Linked DNA regions of Homo sapiens: regions 2, 3, 4, 5, 6 and 7 are each linked to region 1. The links are chromatin loops, found by intact Hi-C in ENCODE. Cell type or tissue: dorsolateral prefrontal cortex. All regions are shown on one strand. Region 1 has its middle 71 kb from the start of NARS2. Region 2 overlaps TENM4 (teneurin transmembrane protein 4). Region 3 overlaps TENM4 (teneurin transmembrane protein 4). Region 4 overlaps TENM4 (teneurin transmembrane protein 4). Region 5 overlaps TENM4 (teneurin transmembrane protein 4). Region 6 holds the start of LOC124902724 (a long non-coding RNA gene). Region 7 overlaps TENM4 (teneurin transmembrane protein 4).

Evidence for each region. Hi-C counts contacts between places; a loop is a spot of excess contacts. Peaks named below come from ENCODE experiments on the same cell type or tissue, not always from the same donor. Only the 100,000 strongest peaks of a DNase experiment are listed, where the experiment ranks them.
Region 2: it touches region 1 in a loop (3-fold over the local background); 73 of 110 quality-filtered maps call a loop at or near these places.
Region 3: a loop joins it to region 1, with 4 times the contacts of the local background. A loop is called at or near these places in 31 of 110 quality-filtered maps.
Region 4: it touches region 1 in a loop (4-fold over the local background); 50 of 110 quality-filtered maps call a loop at or near these places.
Region 5: it touches region 1 in a loop (3-fold over the local background); 70 of 110 quality-filtered maps call a loop at or near these places.
Region 6: it touches region 1 in a loop (4-fold over the local background); 39 of 110 quality-filtered maps call a loop at or near these places.
Region 7: a loop joins it to region 1, with 11 times the contacts of the local background. A loop is called at or near these places in 17 of 110 quality-filtered maps.

Annotation. Positions count from the first base shown.
Region 1 is chr11:78,643,557-78,647,556 of GRCh38, reverse strand. No RefSeq gene overlaps it. Among named protein-coding and RNA genes, the nearest start is that of NARS2, 71 kb to the right of the region's middle. In dorsolateral prefrontal cortex, CTCF peaks have their summits at 557, 762 (motif pointing left), 1,945 and 2,162 (motif pointing left); DNase peaks (open chromatin) are centred at 776, 1,506 and 2,146; H3K4me3 peaks cover 623 bases; H3K27ac peaks cover 288 bases.
Region 2 is chr11:79,074,790-79,078,789 of GRCh38, reverse strand. The region is part of intron 4 of TENM4 (teneurin transmembrane protein 4); the gene reads left to right. Among named protein-coding and RNA genes, the nearest start is that of TENM4-AS1, 16 kb to the left of the region's middle. In dorsolateral prefrontal cortex, a CTCF peak has its summit at 2,048 (motif pointing right); a DNase peak (open chromatin) is centred at 2,065.
Region 3 is chr11:79,098,605-79,102,604 of GRCh38, reverse strand. All of the region lies in intron 4 of TENM4 (teneurin transmembrane protein 4), which reads left to right. It overlaps TENM4-AS1 (TENM4 antisense RNA 1), which reads right to left. Exons shown (of 2, transcript NR_199027.1): 2 at 3,550-4,000. Among named protein-coding and RNA genes, the nearest start is that of TENM4-AS1, 7.3 kb to the right of the region's middle. RefSeq lists a silencer at 2,227-2,521. In dorsolateral prefrontal cortex, a CTCF peak has its summit at 2,328 (motif pointing right); a DNase peak (open chromatin) is centred at 2,298.
Region 4 is chr11:78,959,756-78,963,755 of GRCh38, reverse strand. The region is part of intron 6 of TENM4 (teneurin transmembrane protein 4); the gene reads left to right. Among named protein-coding and RNA genes, the nearest start is that of TENM4-AS1, 130 kb to the left of the region's middle. In dorsolateral prefrontal cortex, a CTCF peak has its summit at 2,408 (motif pointing right); a DNase peak (open chromatin) is centred at 1,515; H3K4me3 peaks cover 1,236 bases.
Region 5 is chr11:79,061,194-79,065,193 of GRCh38, reverse strand. It overlaps TENM4 (teneurin transmembrane protein 4), which reads left to right. Exons shown (of 34, transcript NM_001098816.3): 6 at 187-456. Among named protein-coding and RNA genes, the nearest start is that of TENM4-AS1, 30 kb to the left of the region's middle. In dorsolateral prefrontal cortex, CTCF peaks have their summits at 1,615 and 1,817 (motif pointing left); a DNase peak (open chromatin) is centred at 1,824.
Region 6 is chr11:78,713,609-78,717,608 of GRCh38, reverse strand. All of the region lies in intron 25 of TENM4 (teneurin transmembrane protein 4), which reads left to right. LOC124902724 (a long non-coding RNA gene) reads right to left here and starts at 3,849. Exons shown (of 3, transcript XR_007062800.1): 1 at 3,420-3,849; 2 at 1,557-1,810. RefSeq lists an enhancer at 1,281-2,480. In dorsolateral prefrontal cortex, a CTCF peak has its summit at 1,671; a DNase peak (open chromatin) is centred at 1,728.
Region 7 is chr11:79,159,112-79,163,111 of GRCh38, reverse strand. All of the region lies in intron 3 of TENM4 (teneurin transmembrane protein 4), which reads left to right. Among named protein-coding and RNA genes, the nearest start is that of TENM4-AS1, 68 kb to the right of the region's middle. In dorsolateral prefrontal cortex, CTCF peaks have their summits at 2,109 (motif pointing right) and 3,257 (motif pointing right); no DNase peak of the experiment used is centred here.

The DNA of each region.
Region 1 (4,000 bases):
GGGCTGTGCAAGTTATGGAGGCAGCCCTGTCCACACTGCTTACCCAGTGTGAACAAACTTTCAGCATTCTAGGACATTCTCAAGAACCTGAGGCAGAGGATGAGCCCTGGAGCCCCCCAAATGGGTGGGGAAGCTGTGGGCAGGAAAGCCCTTCCATACATGTTGGGTCAGGACTGGATAGAACCAGCCGAGACCTTCCCACCAGCTCCAAGCCAGGAAACCCCCACTCAGTGGTAAACATCTAAGTCCATTAAGTGGCAAAGACTTGGAGCACAGGTAAAGACTGTGGGGCACAAAGAAACTACAAACCTGTTCTGCCTAGGGGAGGATAAATCAGGAGAGGCTTCTAGAGGAAGGCAACCCCTTAACTGTTCAAAGAAAGAAATGAAGAAGAGCATTCCAGGTGGAGGGTGTCGTAGAGTTAAGGTACCAATGTGTCCTGCGGGTGGCTTGGCATATCGTGGGGGAGCCAGGGGAGGGGCCTTAAGAGTTAGGGCTGAACAGGTGGGCAGAGGCCAATCAGGTAGACTTGACTTTTCCTCCTCCTCCTCTGGTTTTCTTAAATATTCATGCACACACCATGCACATTCTCCTGGGTTAGTCTCCATTTCCACCCAAAATCTTGCCAGATGGCTGGGAAGCATTTATATGAGAAGCTTTATTTTCTCCAGCTAGGCGTTTATCTGCTCTTCCACTCTACTGTACAGGACAGGTGATGTATTAACACACCCCTGATTTCTTCACATTGATAACGCCACCTAGTGGCCACCTGTCACACTTTCCCATTCCTCCAAATTGATAGGCAGAAAAACATGGGTGAGATCAGGTAAGATCATGCTCATCCCTTGTCCTGCTCCTGTACTTCCTAGAGTTCAGACGACCTCCATAGGAGAACCCTTTCGACCTGTACAACAGTCCCAAGGTTCAGCAATGACTCTCAGATGATGCCCTAAAAGCACCTCACACTCTCACACCAGAAAGGAAAAGCAGGAAAATTAGCTCTAGCAGTCCCTACCTTCCCTCTGCTCCCTGGGCCAATGTGAAGAGGATCCTTCAGTTCTGAATGTGGTGCCCCCAGCACCATACAGACAACTACAGAGGCTGCTGCTGTGCCTGAGGTTGGAAAAAGGTGGACAAAACAGCACTCACGACTCATGGGGCTTGGAGAGATTTAACTTAGGCATCTTTAAACAATCAATGATGCTAACAGCAATAACAAGCAGAACAAGGAGGAGGAGAAGGAGCTATTTCTTGAGAGCCATTCCCTCTATCAGACAACCACACTAGGCCTTTTACACTTCTTCCTTGAATGCATTTTTGTAAGTTCATTAAATCTTTCCCACTGCAAGGAAAGCTTCAGATGGCAATTAACATGTACTGGGTGCCTACAATGTGTCAAGCAGTTTCCTAGGCACTTTGAATGCATTTGCTCATTTATTACTCACCACAGTACAACAAGAGAGGTACTGTTAGTATCCAATTTTCAGGCGGAGAGGCAGGCACTTGCCAAGGGCATGTGAGGTAGCAAGCAGATGGAACTGGGAGTTGAAGCTGAGCAACCTAGTTCCAGGCTTGCACGATTCATCACTACCCAGACTCCCTCCTAGGCTGAGACAAAAAGAAAATGTGTACACCCTGTCCTGGAATTTACTGGTCTACTTAGGAAGAGAGATATATAACTGAAGATCCATAAGGCATTCACTTATTTACTCATTCTGCAAACTTTCCCTCAAGGACATCTTACACCAGGTGTGGATGAGTGTGTAGGTGTTAATTCCCTCAGTCTGGTGGGAAGAGAAGCTAAGCCAGGTTGTACCTGCACACCAGTGATTCAGGATGAGGCAGCAGGCACTGGGACTCACGGGATGAGAAACAGAGTTTGGGGACAGCTGGCCAGGCAGTGCCCAAGCCCTGGTCTAATGGGGTCTGAAGAATACCTCTCTGCCCAGCAGATAAGGAATTCTCAGCAAACTGCTAGCCCTTATTATATCTAAAAAGCTCCACCGATTCTCTTCCTTTAGCTTTATCCCTCCTACCTAGGAAGAGAAGGTGAATACTGTCTGATGGGTGGTCAAGCAGGACCTAGCCTCTTGCAGCAAAAACAGAACTAGCTCTTCCTGGGTCCAAGGCTCCAGATAAACTGGCCTGAGCTGCCATCTACCGGCCAACTGTGCACACTGCAGCAGATACTGCCAAGGCCACCTTCTTGACCAGGTGCAGAGGGATGGAGGACTAAGGTGGCTGAATTCCTTAACTGTTAAGACAGGGGGAGGCTGTCATCTCCTAGTGTGTTACAAACAAAAGGAGACTGAGACTCTGAGAGGTGGCACAAGGTAGTAATCATTTCCATTGACCATTTGCCAGGCACTGTGAAAAGCACTTCACATTGCTCTTCTAATTGAATCTTAAGAATCTCGTGAGTACTATTACTTATCCCCCCTTTATGTGTTGTGTTTCTGAAGTCTCTCCATTCTATAATAGTTTTCCCTTCTTTTTAATGCTATTTATTTATTAAAGAAAAAGGTTATTTGTACTCCAGGATATCTCACAACCTGGATTTAGCGGCTAGTTCTTCATGGTGTCACTTTACTTGTTCTCAGGCCTCATAATTCCTAGAAGCTGGCATGTAGCACTAAAGGCTTAATTAAATTCAGGTTCAATTGTTTTAAGCAAGACTAACTCATAGGTACTTTCTATTACATCTAATGGGGGACACATAGTGTTTGATTATTCTACTTCTAGTGATAAGATTTGGTGACGTTAAATAAAAAAATGCTGACTTCTTAGTCTATTATTCCTTCATTAACTGGAACTCTTCTTTAAATAAGTAAAATATCCAAGTAAGTGGAGCAGTTAGAGAACCTGCACAGGCTGCATAGAGCAGCTATGTGGAGCCGAAAAGCAAATAGTGGCAGCCAGATTGGAGAAGAACAAAATTTGGAGGGCCACTGAACTGGCAGAATTCACCTCCCTTTTCCACTCTGGTATCCCCACGCCTTGACTCAGGTAGTTGAAAGTCCAGAGGTGCGCATCCAAAAGAAACCTCTATTTCACCTCGAGGAGTGGGAAGGGGCCCCCTGAGAGTGGCAGCATTAACAGCGGAGGCCCATAGACATGGGGGAAGCTTCTCTCTGATTGGAGGAGCGGGGGTGTCAAGAGTATGGGTGAACCTCCACTACATTTTCTCTCTGTCCTTTCACCAATTGGTCCTAGATGCAGGTGCAGTAGCTGCAGCAAGTGTGTGTCAGAGAGAGGCAAATAAAGCCTGAGATTTCTGGCTGGAAAACCTAAAATGTGGGCCTCAGGGCAATGAAAAATACCAAGGGAGATGGTGATGATGGAGAAGCTCAAGACAGTGGTAAAGTCGTTTGTGAATGCCCAGACTCATCCCTGAGCATCGCATGCATAGATCTGATCCTACGCAGTATGCCATAAACTTTGAGAACTGAACTCAGAAAAGAGTCCGTGGCTCTGGTCCCAGACTGCCCATTGGGTGGCACACATGCAGAACAGATTTGAATAGCCTGACAGTGTCTTGGAAAACCAAGCAGACATTGAAACCACAATCTATAGAAGGTTGGTCAAAACATGTTCTGAACCCAATCTAGTCAAATGCTTGCAAAAAAAAAAAAAAAAAAAAACTCTCCATAGAATTAAGATCCAGTGTTATAACATTTGAAGTAGTCAAGACACTTGGCCTATGAGGAAAATCTTAGCCAATACTGAGATGACACATATGTTGACCTTATCTATGAAAGACTAAAGCAGCAATATAAAAGTGCTCCAAAAGTGAGAAGGAACATACTTGAAACAAATGAAAGGTATGAAGTCTCAGAAAAGAAATAAAATATATAAAGAAAAACCAAATGAAAATCTGACAACTAAAAAAACACAATGACCAAAAGTTTAAACATTCACTGGATGGGCTCAATATGGCAGAATGGAGATGACAGAAAAAGAATGAATCAGCTTGAAGACAGACATTTTAAAATAGCCAATT
Region 2 (4,000 bases), 430 kb before region 1:
ATGGTTTTGGGAGTGGTGAGAACTCAGTGAGGTAATGCATATAAAGACCTTGCTTTTAGCCACCATTATTATAATCACTGTCTCACTGTTGAAAAAGGCCAGGGATTCCCCAAAGTGACAGTGCCAGAGAAATATGCTCTGGGTGCTACAACAGAGAGTACAGACCTCAGAAGCAGAGCTCCCGGATTCCAGTCCTGGTGTGTTGTGTGAACTTGAGCATCACTTTGCTACTCTCAGTTTCTAAATCAGTAAAGTGGGGATAGGAGTGCCTCCTTCTCTGGTTTGCACAAAGCCCAACACAATACTTGGTACAAGAACAGGTACCACCACAAGCCATCCTCCCCACCCCCACTTTAAAATAAAGGACTCAAAGACCACACTTTGAAGGAATAAGAAAAGTAAAATTCACGATTTTACACATACACACACACACACAGATGCTACCCAGGACTTATATTTTGTGGAACACATTTTAGCTCTGAAATATTTATGGGCCCTTTTTGACACACAAAGAACTAAAAATATCACCCTGTGCTTATGTTAAGGAAAACTTATAAAACTTTAGTCCAGTAGGAATTCAGTCAATTTCCTGGCTCGTTTCTGGCTGTATCTGAGGCTGCGAGGTAACCCGGGGTGATAACAGCCCCCATTTCCCTGCGGGTTTTGGCAGGGGCAGAGGTTTTTTCGAGCACTGTACTGTCTGTGGAAGTCTCTCTGCGAATGCTCCAGGCTCCTGCCCCTTCATAAATATTGCTGGAACCCATGTGAAGGGGCCAGGTTTGTTTCTTGAATTTCTCCTCAAACACCAAAAGCTTTATTTCCCATATCTCCCCTTCTCCCGGGCCCCACACTCTTGCCATTCTTCCAGACCAGCTCCAGCCTCCCAAGGCAGCAGGGCCTCTGAAAACTAGCTGCAGGGCACGCTCCCTACCAGGTCCTCCGAGGGCAGGCTCTCTCTGCCACATGCATTTTGCATTTTACTGTCCACTTACATTTACCATGTAGGGATGTTACTTTATTTCTTCTACCAGGCTGCTCCCTCCTCACTTCTCAAGCTTTCTCTCCAACCTCTTTCCCTCCCCAGAGTCTGAACTCTCGGAATATAACTGGGCCTTTGTCTGTGCCAGGTTCATTTTTCCATGCTGTGATCTAGGACAGTGTTTTTCAGACTGTAGATTGGCATCTCATTCATAATTCTAGTTAAGTAGAGAATAAAATATCAGATTTCACCCTTGCAGTAAGGTTCAGCATCTTTTCATGAAATTTTTGTTTTAGTTAAAAAAATTGTAGATGTGTGTATCCTGGATTGCAATATAAGCGTATTTTTACTGTAGGCAAGAGAAATTTGAAAGCCACAGATCTAAACTTTTTTCTCTCCTTACCTCAAAACCGTCTTTTACTTGACATTCTTTGGTTTTCATTTAGATGTCACTGTTTCTGGGGAGTGGTCCCTGATGGTCTCTCCACCTTTGACCCACCTTGGCCTGGGTGTGGGGCAGGCCCCTGTGGTGTCCTTCCCTGCCTCTCCCTCTGTCTGACTTGCCCAGTGTATAGAAGCATCTAGGAGTCAGAAGCACATCTGTCTTGTCCTCTGATGCCTCCAACAAGGCTTGGCACAGGAGGGTAGGAACTGGGAGTTCGGGGAGGAGAGAAGAAGGGAGTCTCCTATGACGCCTCCTTGGATCTTTTGCAGCACTTAGGACAGAAAAGGGACTTAGCAATGATTACCAAATGAATGAGCCTATGGAACTAGGTTTTTGATCCTTTTCTTGAGGTTCAAACATTTTCTTCAGTTTCAAATCTAGACCCTGACACTTGGAAGCCACGTGATCTAGAGCAAGCCAGTTAATCTCTGGGCTTGTTATCTCATTGATAAAATAAGAGTAAATAAGAGAAAATAAAGAATAAAAGAATAATACCTAACTTACCAAGTTATTATAGGGATTTGAAATAATTTACACAGTACCAAGCACATGAGGAGGTGTTCAATTAACAGTAGTTATCTTACCATTACTAGCCCTTTCTTTTCCTGTCTTCAGTGATCCCCTGATCACCATCACCACCAGGGGGCTCCCAGGCCTCCCCACATTCACGTCCCTATTGAAACCTTCCAGATCCATCCAAGCCCAGCTTCACATAAAGGAAAAAGACAAAAACAAAAAAAATACTGATATGGTTTGGCTGTGTCCCCACCCATATCTCATCTTGAATTCCCACGTGTTGTGGGAGGTAATTGAATCATGGGGGCCGGTTTTTCCCATGCTGTTCTCGTGGTAATGAATAAGTCTCACAAGATCTGATGGTTCTATAAGGGGGAGTTTCCCTGCACAAGCTCTCTCTTCTGTTGTCTGCCACCATGTGAGATGTGCCTTTCACCTTCTGCCATGACTGTGAGGCCTCCCCAGCCACGTGGAACTGTAAGTCCATTAAATCCCTTTTCCTGTATAAAGTACCCAGTCTCAGGTATGTCTTTATCAGTAGCGTGAAAACAAACTCATACAACCACCCAAACATGGATTTTAAATTCAGAAGGTCTGGGTTCAGGTCTCAGCCCTGTCCTTTACTGGCTGTGTGAACTTGATCAGATAACTGGATCTTTTAGCCTGGCCTCAAAAACGAGAAATAATTATGGCTTTCATGGGGGTATGTGAAAAGCACTGTGCTCAACACATATGTCTTCTTCCCTCCTCTCCTCTGGGCCTACTCTCCTTCTCCACAGACACACCAAAACCAAGACCCACGTTAGCATAAGAACAAGCTTATAAAACTGCAGTTTATACTTTATCAAAGCATTTGTCACTGATGGTGATGGTCCCTAGGGCTGACACCCCAGAGAGATGGTGAGCTGTCACTGGAGGGCTTGTGACCCGCTCCTCTCTGGAACCTCCAGTGCCCAGCACTAGACTGGTCTGCAACAGTTTGTGAAAATGAATTCTTCTCTAAGGCACCTTTGTGGTACTCAGGTTTTGCTTGGAGAAGAGTTTCAGAACACTGCGCCATGTCTGGAGCAGACTGACAGGCCGAGTCCCTGCCAGGGTCTTACACATCTCACAGATGGCGTCAGTGGCAATGTGCTCACCTGGGGGCCACATGCTCTTCGTCTTGATTGGAGCCTCTTTGTTTAGCCTGAGGCCTACAATGACTGAGCTACTAGTTTGGTCCTTAGTTATATATTTGCTACTTGAGCTTCCCAAAACATTCTCACCTGCCTAATTTGGTCTAGGTTTAAAGTAGTTACATAATTTGTTGTTTAGAAATAACAACACAATAATGATGATGGCATTGACAGTAATGATTTTCCAATCCCTTATACCAATTTAGTACATTACAGTTTACAAAACATCTAACAAACTCAGCCTCTTGGAGTAAGTTAAATGTCCTGTGCCCAGGGCCACACAGCTAGGAGGTGGCCAGGACAGGCCTTACTCCTAGCCTGGAGCTCATTCTATCACTGTCAGGATAGAGGGTTCTGGAAAGAAGGTTTGCAGTTGGACACTTCCAGCTCTTGAGTCTCTTCCTGTGTGACTGCAAGCCAGTTATTTTACTTCTCTAAGCCGCAGGCTCTTCATCAATAAAATGGGACCGATTCACAGAGGTAGAAATGATGAGAACTAAATGAAATCATCTCAAGCACTTGACCGGTGCCTGGCCTATGGCAAACCCTGAGTAAGTGGTGGCTGGTGTTATTATTAGTTCAATGACGATGATGATTGCTGAAAGCCAACAGAAAGTAAGGGGTGAAGCTGTATCATTGGTCAGGATCCTAACAGGAAACAGTTCACTCTAGATGGCTTAGAGGAGCAGACTTTAATGAAGAGACGGAGGTGCAGCAGGGTCTGAGAGCCAGCCCTGATGGTGAGACGCCTGGGCTGTAGCAACAGCAAGAAACTGGCACATCCCTGGTCCTGCACAGATGAGGGTAGGGGAAGATGTTAGCAGAGCCCAGTATGAAGCGGAGGCCTGGAGGAGGGGCTACCTGTCAGAGAAGGCATGGACAGAG
Region 3 (4,000 bases), 460 kb before region 1:
CAAGGGCTTCACATGTGCTGTTCCTTGAACCCTCATAACATCTCACAGATGTCCACCAGGTACCAGGAGCTTTGGGAGCAGGGACAAGGCTGTGGGTCATTTTTCAGCATTTCCCGATTATTTACCTAGCTCAGCGCTGGCTTCTCCAGGAGCCAGAGTATATTCTTATATTTTTCGAAGGGTGGCTGAGGAGTGTTGGAGCTTCAGCTTTACCATTGCACCAGCCCATGGTTGAACAAGAGGGAGCTCCCTGGGGATCCCCCAAATTTCATGATGAGCACTGTGCGACCTTCTCAGGAAGTTCTTCCAAGTGTCTAACCCAGCTTTCCAATGTATGACTGCAACAGATGCCTATTCCTTCTGTTTATTTTTCCCTCAGAAAATGGAGCCTATATTGTACTAACATTGATAACTGCTGTACTTGACGGACGCTTCCTCCTTGTCAGACACTGTCCTGATCACTGTACATACCAACTCATTTAATTCTCAGAAGAGCTCTATGCTCTAGCTACCATTGTTTTGCCCATGTTATACATCAGGAGACTGGGGCATGGAGAAGTTAAGAAATTTCCCAAGGTCATACTTTGCCCAAGCCAGTAGAAAGTGTTGCTAGGACTCAAACTCACACGATCTGGCCCTGGAGCCTGGTTCCTAGCCCTGGCACTATCCAGTCTCTCATCATAAATCTTCTGGAGCTAGAAGACAGCTGCCAAGTGCACTTTCCACCTGTTTTGGCTGGAGTGGTATGAAAACTTGATTCTGTTCCAGGAAACCTTGGCTGAAAGTTATGCCCAGTTATAACATAAATGCCTCACATTTGGGGGGCACTTTATGTCATTTTCAGAGTACTTTTCTGCCAGCAGTGCTTATGGTAATAGTCGTCCCACAGTTACAGCATGTTTTCTGGTTTATAAAGCACCCTCATTTGCATGTTCTCATTAAATCCTCACACCAGCCCTGAGAGGAAAGTGAGGCGCAGAGCATCATTTACCCACGTAACACAAGGAACCCAGAGAAGTAAAGCACTGTGCAGGATTACTCAGCCCTCCAGGACGCAACGGTTTCTTAATTCTGCTTCTATCAATCAAGAGCCTCTCCGCCATGTCAATCCATTTCAAAGTCAAGCCAAAGTAAGGGCTGTAAAGCCAGGACCCTGTGTGTTAGTCCTGGAGCATGCCAAGGTCAAGACATGGCCCAACAATCAGAAATAACATCAGAATAACTCAGACTTCCACCTAATATTTCTCAGAAGTTATCAAGAACCACCAAATCCACAGAAAAACTGCTTAAAATCCGCCTTTTCTCTCTGCCCTCTACTGCATTTACTGACATCAGCTTCTCCTATATCTCTTTTAAAATATTTTTTATGAAAATTTTTTATATTCTACAGAGAGTGTTTATAACAAATATGTTCAGTGTAAACAATAATGAGAAACTCTCATGGCCCCACCAGCTAGCTTAAGAAACAGAACATGATGCCACCTTTGAAACCCTGGGGATGGCCCCCAATACCCTCCCCTCTTCCCAGGTAGCTGCCCTCCTACACTTATTCTCTTGCTTTTCTTTATAATCCTGGATGCTTTGCAACCCTCCCCCAGAGAAGCACTCTCCCCAGTCCAGCCCACACGCCTCTGCAGCTTCCATTTTTGCTTCTTTCCCTACCCCAGTCTGGTGTGACCTTTTCTGGGGGATGGGAAAGGGCCTGGAGAAAATGGACAGAGGACACAGGCAGACTCCTTTCCAGATAAGGGGAGTGGAAGGTTAAGAACACCCCTGCTAAATACCTTTTGTCCACTTGAAAACACATTGGGAGGAGAGAGGGAGGGGCTTCCTTGTAAGTTTATTCCTGGAGCAGGTTGCCACTTGTCACTTGGAGCAAGTCCCTTCACCATATGGACTTCTAAACTGGAGGGGGACTGGCACAGATTGGGGTTTCCTAAAATTGTCATTGCTTCTACAGATATTTACTGAGCACTTACTGTGTGCCAAGCAGCGCCATAGGTACAGGGATGATGTCGTGGGAAATGAGACAGACAAATTCCCTGACCTCAAGGAATTTACCATCGAGGGCAGGCCTCAGTCCTGCCCCACAACTAGCTATGATCCTCCCTTTGTCATTGTAAGCTATTCACCATTAAAGGTTGAGGTGGGGATGAAATTAGATGATAAATATGGAAGTGCCTGGAAAATCAGAGGCAGGTCTTGGCTAACACTACTTAGAAGACACCCCACAATCCCTGAAACGAGGTCCACTGGGCACGGAAGAGGCTGGAGCTTTGGGTACTCACACCTGTAGTTACCCAGATCTGCCACTGGATGTCAGTGATGTGTAGGAGGGGGCGGGGACCTAAGGGTGATGAGCTTTTTAAGTTGAGAAAAGTGCGAAATAACTGCTTACAGTGTGCTATATGCTGTTCTCCATGTATTTGTTATAGCATTTGATGTTTACGGAAACCCTATGATTTGCATATCCTTATACCCATTTTACAGACAGGGAAACGTGCTCAGGGGAGGGATATAAGTGGTTGTCTCCCCTCCTCCACCTGAGAGTACCAGGCAAAGATTGCTAAAGATGCTAAAAACGGCCCTGGCGTGAAAGTGCTCAACCAGACAGCCCTTTACTGCTGCTAAACTGCTATGAACAGCATCTCCCCATACTTGGGGCAGCAAATGGCTGCACAAATGCATGAGAAACAAAAAGCTCCACAGCTGTTAAAACCCCCATGGGCACCCATGAAGGTTACAGTACAAGTGTTTGCTAGGCAGATAGATGGGTACAGATTAACAAGAGCCACGTGGTGACAGCAGAGCTTGCTGTGCTCTCTGTCAATCTAGAAGCAATCATGGCTATGGCCAACTTTTATGTTCCTTGTGGTGAGGATTACAAAAAGGTCTCTGGGGATCTTGCCTTAAAGAGCATACAGATGTATAGGGTGTCAGCATTGAAGAGCTGTAGTCCCAGTCCTTCCTAAACAATCCCTGAGAAGCTCTACTGAAAAATTAAAGGGGAAAGTGGGGGAGTATTCAAGGTCAAATTCATTTTGGGAAAATCTGCATGAAATAGTTTTGATGATCATTGCAATTAGTAGACCTGATGATGATATCATCCACCTCTTTGATATAGACCCAGGGGAGCAAGTGCTTTGGGAGGGGAAATGACTAGTTCAGGACCACAGAGGCAAAGAGGACACCATGACTCTGACCTCTCCCCATGGGACCTTAAATTCACACCATGAGAACGACAGGGAAAAGGACATGAACAATGGGATGGGATGTTCCACAGAAGACTATATGGGGGGCCTGCAAAGGAGAGAGGGTCTGGAGCAAAGGCACTGGGGCTAGATCCCCACAGAAGGAAATCCCAGCAGCACTCCCTCAGATGCACCCCTGGCAGGAGGGGAATCCAGGTGGTGCCCAAGGCAAACCAGAGACCCCCAGGAATGACTAAGGAACGGAGCTCCTCCAACAGGAGGAGGGAAGGCTCAGAGGTCCTTGTGGCAGGAACATCTCTGTGTACCAAAGTTCCCAGGTGAGTTACCGTAAGTCAGGTTTTAGCTCAGCAGAAAAAAATGCGTATATTTATTCCAATTAAACAGTTTGCAAAGCCATTTTTACATGTGTCATCTTATTCAATCTAGACAGTCACCCTTTGAGGGAGACCTTTCTATCCCTACTTTATAGATGGGGAAAGTGAAGGTCAGAGAAGTTGACTCATTTCCCCAAGTTCTGGAGCTGGGATTCCAATTCAGGTCTTACTAGCTGCAATACCACGTTCCTTTCACACTGAAATTGTCCAGGGATGATGATGATGATGTTCCTGATGTCGTTGATGGCTATGAGGTAGGACTCATTAGCCTCATTTTCCAGACGGAAGGTCTGAGCCCCAGAGAAGACCCATCGCTTGCCCAGTATGGCACAGCTGGTAGCTGGGAGAGATGGGTTTGGATGTACACTTTTCGTCTGCAAGCCTTGTCCTCTGTCTGCTTTTCTTCCGTACAGG
Region 4 (4,000 bases), 320 kb before region 1:
TGTCTCAAAAAAAAAAAAAAAAAAGTCATGGAACCTGCCAAATCCTATAGGAATTGGTGACTGTGAACCAAGTGGGCTGCTCTTGTGTGGACAGACCACAAAAAGCTTCCCACCCTACCCTGCAAATAATCAGCCGCTCTCTGTGCCACCTCCCCCTTAGAGCCCCGCTGAACCTTAAGATGGCCCACTGGGTCTGCATTATTTTTCCTAAGGTTCAGTCTGTTTGAAAAGCTGGATGGATATGACTATGTTATAAACCTTCTGTCACTCAAGGTGGGAGAAAATGAGCAGCCCTTGCTGTAAGTGGTTGCATTGTCTTGTACTGTATACTTTTATATGTCTGTGCTTATGTTAGCTCTCTTATAGACGATGTACTGCACATGTTGAAAGGTCAGCCACAGATAAGACTGCAAATTGTCTGAGCTCAAAGTTCTTGTCCCAAGCCATCGCCTCCTCCTTCTGAAGAGTTGGGAGTTTGCTCATAGAACTATAGAAAGCTGGGGTTTTAGAACCGTGGCATGATAGAAACTTGGGGTCAGACTGACTGATTTACAACATCTTGGAACTCACAGAATGTGAGTGTCCTAAAATTATAGCATGTTCTAATCTTTGAACATCAGAACTTAAGAATCCTAGTATGTGAGACCCCCTAGAATTAAGCTAGTCAACAAATACTTCTACAATGCCTACTATGTGCCAGGCATTATGTTAGATTCTGAATATAAAGACATGAACAAAATTTCCTAAGGGTCTTGCTTTTAGGCAGGTTCCAGAGAATGTCAGAATTTAAGAATCATAAAATGTGAGATTCTTAGAAAAATGAAACATTGCTGTGTTGAAATCCTAGACTGCCAAAGGTGAAGCCTTGAATCATTCTCTCCAGCTCTCTCTACCTTTTTACGAGGCCTAGGGCCTGTTCCAGGCAGGTCGGAATAAAATCTCAGTAATAGGAACATCATATCAGTTCGGTGACATCACAGAATGGCCAGCTTATAGGGGCTCAGGGATCACCCAGTCCCCACTGCTGCTTTTATCAGCGAGGCCACTGAGGCCAGAGAGGGGCAGCTGTTTGATAGATCACCTAGCCCCGTCAGGACTAGACCCCGGGTTTTCAGGTATGTCTTAAAGAACAGGCAGAACAGAAAAGGCTTTCCGTGTGCTTCCGAGATTCCCTCTTTGCCAGCCTGCACTGAGGCCCCAGCTCTTCAGAAGGAGTTTGCAGCAACTTTCTCTGTGGAGGCATCAGCCCCGCCCCCGGCCCACGTGTGCAGTAGATCGCCCCGTGTTGGGAGCCCCCCCTTCCCGTTGATGAGTGTTTTATTTTGCTCCCTCCCCCTCCCCGTGTGCCTCAAAATCAATTTTCATTATTTTTTCTGTCTGTGTTTGTCTTTGTGGTTCGCAGGTGCTCCCTTGCATTGTTCATCCTGCTTCATCAACCCCTATTGAGCAGTCCCCCTCCCCGCCCCCCTCCCCTCCGGCCAATGAGAGCCAGAGGCGGTTGCTAGGCAACGGTGTGGCCCAGCCAACCCCGGACTCAGACTCTGAGGAAGAGTTTGTCCCTAATTCATTCTTAGTTAAAAGTGGCTCCGCCAGCCTGGGGGTCGCGGCGAACGGTAAGTCCCTCTCTCTTCCTACTTTTGAGGGTTTGTTTTTAAAATTGTCCTTCCGTTGCGGATGCCTGCTTGGGCCACTTGCCGGGCGGAGGGGCCTGGTGCGTGGTGGGATCCGGGGGAGCTGGGGGCCTGACGTGGCTCCGCGGGCTCAGGCAGCCCCGCTCTTGCCCCGCGGCGCCGCTGGAGTGTGCAAGAGTTGGAGGGCTGCTTCTGTCCCCAACCCCCATGAGAGACATCGGACAGGCAGATGTACCGACAAAGATGCACAGACAGACATCACGAGAAGGAAACATCAGGTGAAGGCCCAGACAGGTAAAGGTAGAGACAAAGATTGACACAGACAGAAAAAAAAAAAAAAGGTTAAGACATAGGCAACACCAACCAACTACCTACTCTGTGCCAGGGACTGTGCCAGGCACTGTCACAACCATGCCCAGAGACTCAGTATTTTAGTGTCCCCATTTTCACTGGAAAAACTGAGAAGGATTACCCCATTACCCATAAAACAGCGCTGGCTTTAAAAGTTCTCCAGTTTCACAGAGCCTGGAGACAGGCGGCCCTGAAGCCCCAGCCAGCTGCAGGGCTAAATGCCGGCTGCAGAGAGAGCCACTGGGTTTAAGCATGGATCTGCAAGCTCTCTTATTCTGAGCTCTGTCCTGGTGTTCTTAAGGTGGGAGGTGGGGTATGGCAGAAGAGCTCCAGGGTGACCAGCTTGTATCCCCTGATCAGGTGCTGTTAGACTTGAGCCAAGGTGCTTGCCCTCTCTGTCCAGCAGAGGCCAGTCAGCTTCTTTGCAAGGAAACCCAGGAAGGAATTCAAACCTCTAAGAGGTGGGGCAGGATGTACATGAGGTAACCTAGGATCACCTTAATAGCCCCAGGATTTCCTGATGTTTGGAGAAGAGAGGAAATGAAACTGTTTCCCCACAAATAACACTGTAGGTTTTGTGTTGATTTGGCAAACATTTATTTATAAGTGCTTGTGTGGTACTAAATTCCAGGCCAGATTCTGAAAAAGGAGGCAGAGGTTCAAAGAGGGATAAGACAGTCTATGGGCTCTGGAACCAAACAGCTTTGAATTACATACAAGCTTTATTGCTGTGGGACATTAGATAAGTCACATTGCCTCTCCAGGCTTATTTCTTCAAGGGTCAAGTGGCCATTGTAGTGCCCACCTCATGATGAGCACCCATCACAGTGCCTGGAACACAGAAGGAGTGTGGTAACTGTTAGTCATTGCCTGGTCCCCTCCACCTGCCTCTAGGGGATTTACAGACAGCCTGTCTGTGAAAGCTCCCAGCACACTGCTTGGCACTTGGGGATGCTCCAAGAAATGTCAGATGCCATCTTTTCTCTTGGGAGTACATCATTATAGCCGAAGGTGGCAAAGGCGGTAGGAACCTAGTATGTTCTGTGACTGAGGAAGAAGCCTCTACTCTGCCTAAGAGAATTAGGAAATGCCTCCTAAAGGAGGCACTTACAGGACTTGAAGAAATTAGTGAGGTGTGCCAGACAGAGATTACCAAGGGTGTTCTGGGCAGAGGGAACACATGGACAAAGAACTTGAGGTGGGGACAAGGGAAGCCTGCCCCAGCTCTTTTAAACCTGAGAGCCTGGGCTGTAAATAGGTGTGAACCTTGGAAGGGTATGGAAGGCCATGTGGTGAAAGTCACCTGAGCTCTTCTGAGAACTGGCTTGAGTTCCCCCACCAAATGACAATGAAGGGCGGTCATTACCTACCCTCCTTTTCTAGCTAGGACCTCCCCGCTTCCACTGTCTTTGGAAATCAGAGAGATCTTTGTCCTTGATGATTCTCTTCTGACAGGATTTTACACCCTGCATTCTCCATGACCAAGACCCAAACCTCCTCCTTTTTTCTCAGTGCTCCCTGGGGTGGGCTTGTTTTCTTGGTGGTTCAATGTCCCTACTCCTCTATGCCTTTTAGCTGCCTGTGTTTCAAATGATGCACAGAAACACAGGAACCCTGGGCTGGGAGCAAGGAGACCTGGTTCCAGACCCAGCTTTGTGGCTCACTGGCTATTTATCCTTGGCAAATCACTGTCTTTCTAAGCCTCAGTTTCCCCATTTTGCCAGTGATGGAGCAATTTCTAAGGTACCCTGATTTTAGGAGTGTCACAAGTTATTCCTGCCAGTAGCCTTCTTAAGCTTATGGGGTAGGGGGGAAATATATATATATGTGTGTGTGTGTATATGTGTAATGATGTTCTTTGTTCATTTCTGAGTAAGCCTTACACGTAGAAGAGAAGGCAAGAGATTAAAGTCCTTAATCTCTTCCTTTGCAAATTAGTGAACAAGAGCAATCACTTTGTTGCGAGTTCTAAGGCAAATTGATGACATTATTGCATTATTGATGTGCAGGGAAGGAGA
Region 5 (4,000 bases), 420 kb before region 1:
TGAAGAGGGGGCAGAAAAAGCCCTCCAGGCAGAGGCAATCACTTGAACAAAGGCATGGGCATAGAATGCCACAGCAAGTTCAAAGAACGACAGTGAGCCCTGGGGTAAGAAGGCCAGGCTTCAGGCAGAGGCAGACGCAGACCTCATCTCAGTGCCCTAACCAAGTTCACCTGTGTTTCCTCCCAGGTGCCAACTTCACCCTGCGGGAGCTGGGGCTGGAAGAAGTAACGCCCCCTCACGGGACCCTGTACCGGACAGACATTGGCCTCCCCCACTGCGGCTACTCCATGGGGGCTGGCTCTGATGCCGACATGGAGGCTGACACGGTGCTGTCCCCTGAGCACCCCGTGCGTCTGTGGGGCCGGAGCACACGGTCAGGGCGCAGCTCCTGCCTGTCCAGCCGGGCCAATTCCAATCTCACACTCACCGACACCGAGCATGAAAACACTGAGACTGGTGAGTGGCTGGTTTGGTCTGTGCCGGGTGCCTGGGTGGTGGGGCTGGGGTTTTATTTATAATATTGATTTCCTGCTCCACTGCCGGGGCTCTGGTGAAGTTGGTGAAAAATTGCTTTACTCTCAGGGGTCAAATGTCAGAGTCTCTTGGAGAGTCACGTGAAATGCCCACCCATGAGTGACATGCCAGAGATTGGGTCGCTGCTCTTTGCTTCCGGATTAGGGAGGCGCCTAAGTCTCTGGGTCATTGCTCATAAGGTGCCTGTGTGCAGGGGAGCAGAGAGGGCATGGGGCAGTGGTAACAGATTCCCCATAGTTTATCCTCCATCAAATCAGCAAGGCCTGGTCCTGCCTGAATCCTGCTCATGCCATCTCTAGCTCCAGGTGCTCAGCTGTCCTGGGCAACCTCTAGGAACGCTGTCCCACATCAGCATCTTATGTTGTTCAGAGGATGGCTTCCAAACAAAAACTGTCATTTGGGGATAACTTGAGGTTTAGGGAAGATGTTGTCAAAGGGTACAGCGTTTCAGTTAGGAGGAGTAAGTTTTTGAAATCCATTGCACAGCATGGTGACTATAGTTAATAATAATACATTATATATTTCAGAGTTGCTAAAAGAGTAGATTTTTAAATATTCTCACCACAAAAAAATAAGTATGTGAGATGAGAGATATGTTAATTAACTTGATTTAATCGTTCCACAGGGTATTTAGGTATCAAAACATCATATTGTGCCCTATAAATATATACAATTATTATCTGTCTATTAAAAATAAAAAGAAAGTAAAAAGACAAAAAAAAATAAACTTTAATGATTAAAACTTGAGGCTTTGCTGCAGCTTCCCCCTGATCCCAGGACGTGCCAGCTGCACACTCATTATTCCACTCTCCTCCCTGAGGCTCGTTCCCAAGGCCTGAGAGAGGCTGTGGGAGGAAAAGATGACACCTGGTTCACACACCTCCTTTTCATGGTGGAGGAAAGGGGGCCCAGTTTCAGCGTCTTCCTCTTTCTCCCTTGGGACCTTGCTGGCAGAATTCTGAGGGGCTCTGAGTCGAACGTGGTCCTGCGTGGAGACTATTGCCTGGGGGGAATCTCCCCTTCTATATATTTCATGCCCTACCAGCCCTTGGGCAGCTTTGCTGAGCCAGGTCAGCACCGAGGTGGGTCCTGCTGGGTTCTGGCAGCAAAGGAAAGAGTGGCAGAGCCCAGGAACAGCCCCAGCACCTGGAGGGCTGTTTCTGGGAAGCCCAGTGAAGAGGAGGCCTGCTGGTGCTTCCGCACGACAGCCAGCAAAAGGGTAAGGGGAGGGCAGTCTGAATTATTAATAGAATAGGAAGCACCTAGCCTGGTGCCAGTGCCCCCTGCTGGCTTCTAGCTTCAAATGTAGATCCTCGTGATTCCTGCCCGGGATTCCCCTGGATCAGGGCAGGGACCAGGTCAGAGATGAGGCTTAGAGGGGTTAGTCTCTGAAGAGGAGGCTCCAACTGAGTGGTGCAAAACCAAGATTGATCCCCAGATTGGGGATGGGCAGGAGACCACGCACGGTCAGGGTCAGGTGGGGGAAATGTATCCCCTTAGGGTCCAGAGTCCCATGTGGCAGAGTTCCAAAGGTGCATCCTGCCACCCCTCCCAGAGGACTAACATGTTCGCCTAGGGAGCCTGTGTACTTGTCTAGGGGTGGGAGGGTGGCAATTGCTTGGGTACTGGGTAGTGGCTTAGCACTGTCACTCTCCGTTGGTCCCCAGCCAGCCCTGTGAAGGGGCCGATGACCTCAGTACCAGAGGAGTTTCCCTCTCTCTGGTGGGAAACCACCCACACTCCCTCACCCACCTTCCCAAGGCCATACCCAGCCAGCAACCCTGCTTCTCCCCACCCCGACCACGCACTGAACTTGAGCATTAAATTGAAGGGCAGTGCAGGGCCTGGCACAAAGAGAATAGGGTCTGTGCCATCACACCACAGCAGGCAGGGAGCCTCAGTTCTATTACTGGTCTAGGGTGTGGCATGGGGTAAATTGCATCCTTTCTTGGGACCTCAGTTTCCTCATCTATAAAATAAATAGTTTAAATGAAATTAGCATCCCCTGATCTGAGAATGTTAGTTCTTAGATGGGGTAAGGGGCTGTTCTGTGGTCAAATAATGTAGGAAACACTGAATCAAACAAACTTAAACCACTTTCTTTACTGCAGGGCTTCTTAGAGTTTTTAAGATGTTAATGTGCATGCTAATGGATAAATTACCAAGGGAGGATGTATGCAGCATTCCCCAAATCAATTTGACCACAGAACTCTTTTATTCTCAGAGCATCTGGTGGGACCAGTATTCTAATAAACGCTTTTTGGGTCTAGCTGAGCTAAATGAAATGACCTGTAGGCCCTTCCAGATGTAGAATTCTTGGATCCTAATTGCATGCACAAGATGAAGGTGTGCAAGAGGAAAATGATAATAATAACAGCATTAATACTTAATAGTTGTATGGCTGGGCATGGTGGTTCAGGCCTGTAATCCTAGCACTTTCAGAGGCTGGGGTGGATGGATTGCTTGAGGCCAGAGTCCAAGACCAGCCTGGGCAACATGGCAAAACCCCATCTCTATTAAAAATACAAAAATTAGCCAGGCATGGTGGTGCACACTTGTAATCCCAGCTACTCAGGAGGCTGAGGCAGGAGAATCACTGGAACCCCAGAGGCAGAGGTTGCCATGAGCCAAGATTGCACCACTGCACTCCAGCCTGGGCAACAGAGCTAGACTCTGTCAAAAAAAAAAAAAAAATAGTTGCCACCGATTATCTCAACCTAAGCACAGTGCTAACTGCTTTAGCTATATTATCTCATTTACTCCCCCTACAACCCTTTAAAGAAGGTTTTATTATCCCCATTGCACACAGTAAGGAAACCGCAGCCCAGAGAAGTTAAGAAATCTGCATAGGTCACACAGCAAGCAAAATGAGATTGGAACTCAAGCCTACATGACTCTAAAATCTTTACTCTTACAGCCCTAGTTACAGTGAGTTCCCTCTGTAGCAAAATACTTGGGTTATTTGTTCTTTTGAAGGCTTCTTGCCATGGTGACAAATGATCACTTAACATAAAGTCATGACAGAAAGAGGTGCACACTTGCGCACATTATTGTATATTCCCTGAGAGCTGAATTACAGCTGAATTAAGCCTCTGTTGGGTGATAATGACATATTAATCAAGCCTGAAGAGTTTCAGCCTTTGATAGTGGGACAGAGAAATGGCTGCCTGCTCCCCTGGCCATGTTGTCATTTCTTTGTGATCGTCCATTTCCCCACTGGCCACAGAACTCAAAGCCTCACTGTACTCAGGGTAGACGGGTGGGCAGAGGAGGTAGGCAGATGAATCTAATAAAGGGCTTCTGTTTCCCACATCCCTTCCAAGACTGGACTCCCTAAACCTAGACTCCCCATAGGTGCCCAAAGGCTGTCTACTTGCTCCTGGTTAGGAAGTTACATTAACAGCTTCGTTATGCGGTACTCAGATCTAAATAATGACAGCAATCATGGGAATGGCTCCCTTTTATT
Region 6 (4,000 bases), 70 kb before region 1:
TTTATATTCTTCATGCAATTTTGTCCTCAAAATAATCCTTTGAAATAGGTGTGACTATCCCCATTTCTCAGCTTCAGAAAACTGAGGCTATAGAAGTGATGTGACCAGGGTCACTTAGCCAAGTGGATGGTAGAACTGGTATTTGAACCCTTGACTGTGTGGCTCCAACACTCAACCTCTTCCCACTGGTTCTGAGAACCAGGGAATCAAATTCTGCCAGGGCTGCCAACTGCTGTCATTGAAGGACACTCCTTTGCATGAGGCAGACCTTACTTAGAGACAAAGAGAATTCTCACTCACAAGGAAGTGAGCCTGTATGTCCCTACAGACTCCTAGGTTCCCAGCTCCTACTGGGAAATTCCAAACACCATCCAGAATGAGGGCAGAGTGAAGCTTGGCTTCAGCTCATTAACTTCAGGAATGGTACCCTGAAGGCCTCTTGATTTTACATCACTTCCAGAGAAACTAAGGTTATGTTTGAGGAACTGGAAGAGAATGTGGGTCCTTAGAGACTTCTACAGCAAACTGAAAATGAAGCTGTGATCTTACTCTGTGTCCAGCCCTGCTCAGGATACTGGGCATCAGAATTGAATCAGAATCAGACATGGTCCGTTTCCAGGAAATGCTCCCTGTCCACACAGCCAGGCCTGAGGCCTCCACTGAAGGCCGTCTTCCGTCTCATGCTCTGAGACATTTATGATTTGTAGAGTATTCTAAGGCCTTGCTGCTCAAAATACAGACAAGCAACACTGGCCTGCTCTGGGGATTGTTAGAAATGTGGACTCTCAAGTTCCCCGCCCCAGAGCTACAGAATTGAAATGTGCATTTTAGCAAGGGCTCCAGGTGGCACATTAAAGTTGAAAAAGAACTGCTCGAAGGCCATGGTTCCCAAATCTGGCTGTGCCTCCAAGTCACTTGGAGAGATCTCAAAGGTATAGATGCCCACACCCTTCAATCATTATGGGTAGGGCTATTTTTAAATCTCTCCAGGCCATTCTGATGTGTAGCCATGTTTGAGAACCATCACTCTAAGATTGTTAGCAGTGAGCGTTTCCTATGTATACTCCAGCCAGGGAGGCTGATTCAGCAGAACTTTCTGGAGTACTTATTCTGCATCAGCCCAGTTCAAAGCCGCAGAGACTGGTAATCAGTCCCTCCTCTTGAGGAGTTCAAGGTTTCATCCAAAAGACAGACAATTAAACAGAAAAGTTTAATTGGTGCTACAGATACTAAAAGTATAAACTTTGTAAGCTCTAGTGGAGACACAATGAAGGAAGAGGCCAGTTCTACCAGTGGGGAAGAAGAGGGGGTTCAGGAATGGGATTACAGATAAGCTGAACCTCAGAAGATGAGCAGGTACTCCCAGGTGAATATGGGCAGAGGAACCTTTTAGATCCTGGGCAGCAGGGTGGGGAAGTAGAAAGAACACAGACTTTGGAGTCAAGCAGAACTCGGTTGGAATTTCATCCTGCCACTTAGGAATCTGTGGTCCCAGTCAAGTCACTTCACCTCTTCCAGTCTCAGTTTTCTGAAATATAAGGGAGGAAAGTACCTACCTTATATGGTAGTTGTGAAGAAAATGAGGTCATGTGTGCATCAAGTGCTAGCGCAGTGTCTGGGACAGAATGGGCATCCCTAGGTGGTCACAGATGCATTCTTATCAGTGGTAGTCATCTCTGCAGCTCTGTTCTGCAGACAGGTGGCGCTGCAGCCTGGTGGAGTCTAGATGGGCATCATAGATGCAGCTGCAGCTCCCAGGGCCAGGTGGCAGGAGGACGAAATGAGCTGAATGTTCAGAGAGCTCTGCAAACTAGAAAGGGCTGTTGAGATGTATAATTTCATTTGATCCCAACGACAAGCCTGTGAGCCTAGCCGAGCAGGGACTTAGTCATTCGACAGCTAAGGGACCTACGATTTGAACTATTTAGGTGACTCACCTAAATGAGAGCCTACACCTTCTAAGCTCAAAGCTAGTTGTTGTTTTCCCTATGCTTAACTTACCAGCAGACCTCAGATTTGTCCTTGGGCTGAAAGATGCAGCCACAGCTCTTACGGACTCTGGGATAATCCTGCCAATGCCACCCTGTCCTGGAATTGACTGATCTGAGAAACTCCACATGAGTGACACTTCTCTGGAGCAGTGCAGGGAGACAGGAGCTGGAAACTCAGGGGGCTAATCTAAGTGGACAGGGCCCCCTCACCATACCCCCTCAGGGACCCTTTTCTGCCGAGGTAAATAGCACCAGTTTATCATGAGTGATGTGCAAAGAAATGAAAAAAATCACCCCGCCTCAGAGCTGTCATCAGAAAAGCAGAAAGATCAAGGCTGCCCCAGGATTACACAGTAGGATCTAAGGTCACCGCCTTTTATGTAGCCAGAATTGATGTCATCTGGGAAGCTTAAATCTGTGCTACATTATAGGGTAAGTCTCAGGGGACATTTCAAAATAGACAGGATACCTGTCCTGTTTACTGCTAACCCCAGAAGAGAAGTAAAAGAAGAGCTAAATAATGCGAATGCAAACACTACCTAAGTAATCTAAAAATAGACATGCCATCTACTTAAAACAAGTGGCTGCCATGGGCTAGAAGGCACGAAGCAGAACATTGGAAAAACAAAAACGAACAAAATCCAGTCTCTTCCCTTCAAGTATTGACGATTGGGTTTTGGAGGCACACACATAAATGAACAGTCACAGCATTATGTCCTATCGTCCAGCAATGAATGGATGCAAATCTCCATGCACGGGGAGAAGGCTGGGGAAGGTTTGCAGAGGAGGGAGCATTTGAACTGACAGGTGAAGGGTGAGTAGGAAAGGGAGGGGCGGGGCACACTGCAGAGCAGGAGCAGCAGGTGCAGGCAGACTTGAGGCATGCTGCAGGGACAGGTCTGTGGCCAGGTGTAGGGAGGATGGGAGGGGAGGGAGGATGGGAGGGTGGAGCAGCACAGCAGAAAGCTGGGATTTGTGCAGGGGCAGGGAGCTCATACCTTCTCTGTAAGAATTAAGGAATCCTTGAAGGGAAAGCATTGAAATGGCAGGTTGGTATTTGGGTTAGATCAAGAATGGCTTGAAGAGGACCCAGGCTACAGGCGGAGAGACCTCCCCTTGGTTCGAGAAGGATTAAAGAGGAAGGACAGTTGGAGAAAATCATATCAGGTTAGTTGAATTCAGGGAGAGAAAACCAAAGAAGGAAAGCATTGGATCTGGATGCCTGGCCCCTTTCGAGGTAGCCAGTCCCCAAGGACACTGTCCAAGGCAAGAGACATTTATAATGACAAACCTGCCAGGGCCAGATTAAGACCTTCAGTGACTTACATACTGAAAAGATTATGGTGCCCCAGCCTTCATAGGGAATTCAAAAAACACAAATCTGTAAAATAAAATTTTGCTTTTCAAAAGGACCCCAAACTTACATACCTGATAAATGCAAAATAGCTTCTTTCTAGACTTTTCAAATTCTCTTGCTTTCATCTTGAAGGGGGTCTGCAGTGCTCTGGCCCTGCTGGTGCTCTCATCACTGCTCAGTCTGTCCCGAGTCTCTTAGCACAGTTTATGCCTCACTGTGCAATGAAAATGGCCAGCACCAGACCATCCGGTCCAAACAGAGCTTCCTTTGAATCAAAATACCTTCCGGAGACTTGGAAGGGGCTGCCAATATTGAGATGCAGTTTTAGGGCCCGGCAAATGTTCAGACCATGCACAGGAACTTAAAATTAGCTTCTCAGAAGCACCAAGTTCAACTCCGATGTGCCCTAGACTTGAAAGAAATTGTATGTCAGTACCAGGGGGTAAAAAAATTCAGTCTTAATAAGAGATATCTACTACGTAGTCATCTCCAAGTGCAAGAAGAGACACAATCATTGGTAATTAAAATAATAATTATTATTGAGCATCTACTACACTATGCTACTTTGCATTTTTTATTTTATCTCTGGTTTCCCCAATATACTAGCAAGGTAGCTGTTAACACCCCTATTTTGCACATAAGGACTATTCGA
Region 7 (4,000 bases), 520 kb before region 1:
TGTGGGGTCAGGTGTCTGGTAAGCAGGCTGGTTCTCTACATTAAACATGCTGCCTTCACTCAGGGACAAGGTCTAGGGACCTTTTAGGCAGAAGGACCATGTTTATGCATGTATGTGCAACCTGCTTTCCCTGCAGCGCACCTTGGGCCTGCAGAAATAGCTCCCTCAGAGCTGAAGAGTCAGCCAGCCTTGTATGAACAGGGACTATGGATCCTCATATGGGCCCATGTCCACTTGACCAGGCTGCATGGCTCAGCATGCTGTGCAGCAGATGAACAGCTGGCCCAGGGAGTTCCCAATGGGCTCCTGCACACTGCCTGGGAGCCAGGAGGGAGACCTTCCAGGACCTGCCACCTGGTGCCAGGGAGGGGTGAGCCCGCAAACCCAACAACTAGACCAGATGGGTGACTGGGCAGCCAGGGAATGTGGAGGAGGACTCGAAGGCTGTCCAGAGCTTGCCATTTCATCTCTCTCAGACCTAGTTTCCTCATCTGCAAAATCAGGCTAAAGAAAATTAAATAAGTTTTGGGATTCCGGTGGAGCTAGAAAATAATACTTATCTTCCTGGCCTAAAATCAAAATTAATTAAGACATAGAGGAGTCAGACAGATAACAATAATAATAAATAAATAAATAAATAAATAATAACAGCAAATACTTTATAGCATCATGACCACTAGTTAAGCATTAATACTTATTTAGTATTTCCTATTTGTCAAACTCTGTTCTAAGCCCTTTATGATGTTAACTAATACAACATTTCTATAAGGTAGGTACTATTCTTAGCCCCATTTGATGGATGAAGAAACCAAGGCACTGAAAGTTTAATTAATTTTTCCCATATCACAGAACTAGTAACTGGAAGACTAGGATTTAATGCCAGGTGGTCTGGCTTCCAAGGCCATGATCTTGACCACTGCCCTCCACCAATTACCATGGAAAGCCCACAGGGCAGCTTTAGATCTGCACACAGGGTCTTGCTAACACTTCGACCTATAGTTAGACAGACTTGGCCATCCCGTCAAGGAGAGGAGAAGAGCTGTGCTTTCCATAGGCCACTTCATAGGCCATACAGGGGGTACTGGGTGAGGCAGGTCCGGTTCCTTCTCCCACACCCACCAACCCAATCATTGTCACTCAGATTACCACAAACTTGCTAATTTGTAACTGGGGGTAATGATAGTACCTGTGTCCATGTTGTGCTGTGGATTAGCTGAGGTGGTATGTCTAAGTGCGCACTTGGGTCATTTTCTGGTGCAGAGTTAGTACTCAACCCATGTTAGCCATTCTTGTTATCATCTCTTCTCTACTGCAAACCCTTCAATGGGTCCCCACTGACCACAAGATAAAGGTTGAACTCCTTTCACAGAGAACAAGTTGTTGCTGACTTAAAACAACAGAAACATATGCTATCACAGTTGGACAGGCTAAAAGTCTGCAGTCCAGGTATTGGCGAAGTGGCTCCTTCTGGAGGCTCTGAGAGAATCCACTCCATGCTCCTCTCCTAGCTATGGCGGCTGTCAGCACTCCACAGCACTCCTTGGCCTGGGGACACACATCACTGCAGTCTCCACCCCCACTTCACATGGCCTTCCCCTCTGTGTCTTTGTGTGTCCTTTCTGTCTGGTAAGGAGCCCCTCGTTGGATTTAGAGCCCACCCTAATCCAGTGTGGTCTTATATCAATCTTTTAATTACATCTGCAAAACCATGTTTCCAAATAAGATTACATTCAGAGATTTTCAGTGGACATGAATTTTGAAGGCACACGTTTCAACCATGAAAAGGAGAAATTAGTAATGGAATAAGGTAAGGCAAGAGTGTTCCCATAAGGGAAGTTTATCCTCAAGAAGACGTAATGTGGGCAAAGAGGTTTCCTCCTGGGATTAGTAGACACTGGCGTGGCTGCTTTAACAGAGATCAGAACAGTGGTGGCCAAAGCATAAAAGAAGCTTGTTTCTCTTGCACATAAAATCTCAGCCAGGGGGATAGAGATGTTCTACTTCACAAGGTTCTTCAGGGCTTCTTTTATCTTTTTCTAACATGCTGTTCAAGATGCCCTTAACCCCAGAGACAAAGATGGCTCACTAAAAAGGGCCATGCTTTAGCCAGTAGGTGGTGGAAGAGGAAGTGGAAGGCAACCGGCTTTTTTCTAAAACTGCAAGCAAAAAGTTGCACATAACACCTCTGCTCACACCCATTGGCCCAAACTTAGACAGTCATGCCTCACTGCAAGGGAATCCGGGAAATCTAGTCTTTGGCTGAGAGGTCATGGAACCAGCTAAAACTCAAAGGATTAAATTTCTAAATGAAAGATGGGGAGATTGATCATTGAGGGACAACTAGAATAAAGTATGAGAAATACCTGATACAGGGTAAGAGGTCAGTAAATTGTAATGTTGATCTTCTGCCATGATATTGCTGACAACTTATTCTCACTGGTGACATGCTGATAAGCCTCTATATTCACCCCTGACCCTGGCACCTGTCACTGTAGTAACCCAAGTACAGACAGATTATGACTCCACAGTCTTGAGATGGGCCGCTTTTTCTTCACACTCCTTTACCTGGCTCCCCAAGTCTGCTGCTCTCCGAGATGCCCCCATCTCCATCTCAGCCCTGCACCCCAGGTTGCAAAGTCCTGGAGAAGAGAGGCTCTCCCCAAGTCCCCCGAGCTCTGACTGCCAGGAATACCCTGTGTTCTGGAATCTGAACCCCCAGGCACTGCATGCCTTGCCCATTCTGCACGGTTGCCTTCCTGGATACTAGAGGAGTTTGTGGAAAGAATTTTCTATCATTAGAGGGTGAAAGTCAAAACAGTAATTACAAGAACATCAGTTTCTGAGTGGAAAGCATATCCCCTGCACACCAGGAGATATGCCTGCACAGATCAACAAGCAGGATGTTAAAATGGAAGAGAGTGTTCTGGGAGGGAGGACTAATGGCCCCAGCCATGATGGAGGCTCTGCTTCCTGGGAGGATGCTGCACTGGGGAATAGGGAGGAAGGAGAGTAGGGAATGAGTGAGTGAGTGCATGGAGAAGGGAGTGAATGAAGGATAGAAAGAATGAAAATGGTAAATGAATGATTTACTTAATGAATGAATAAATGAAGAAATAAATAAGTAAAAAATGAATTCGTGAATAAATAAATCAACAAGAAAATAAATGAAGAAGCTAACAAGTGAATGAGTGAACAAGTGTGATTTTGAGGAAATAAATGAGTGAAAATTGGGGGAACTGAATATGAGCTTTGGCCAGCAGGTGGTGGAAGAGGAAGTGGAAGGCATCTGTAAATGAATGACTGAGTCAGTATTAAGTAGAAATGAATAAATAATAGAATAATTGATTGAGTGAACGAGTGAGTGAACCAGTAGTCAAATCACTCTTCTTTTCTGGACAGATGCGATCGGCAGCAAGACTGGGGTTGTAGGGCAGGACTGGAGCTCTATCTACCTAGAGGCTCAACATCTGGGTCAGCCACACATTAGGAGGCCAGGAGGGCGGGCAAAGCTGGAAGAGTCATGTAATTATAATTATGAGAGGTGGGATAAATGTTAAAAGCATCTGGTCCAGCCCCATCCCCCTTTTTACAGATGCGAAAACTAAGGACAAAAGGAATGACAAAAAGCTTGAAAACAAGACATTTGAAAACAGGCTAGCCATGTTATCTTGGGCAATTTATTCTTTTTATTTCATTTTTAAATTTAATCCTTAGATTTCAGTTTCTGTATTCGCAAAATAAGGGTGATGCTACCTAGTGCGTAGGGTAAGATTAAATCAGATACTACATGCCAACTGTTATTCCCTGTGGTGTTTATTTGGTGATCAATCGATAGTTTGAACCTAGACACAGCAGTCCGGGTAGACTAAGATAAGATATAACAGCAAAGAACCCCCAAACCCAGCGATGTTGACTCAACAAAGATGCGTTTCCTGCTCATATCACAGATGAGGGCCATGTAGAGCCCCCCTCTTATAGCTCTGCATTCTGGAAATCATGG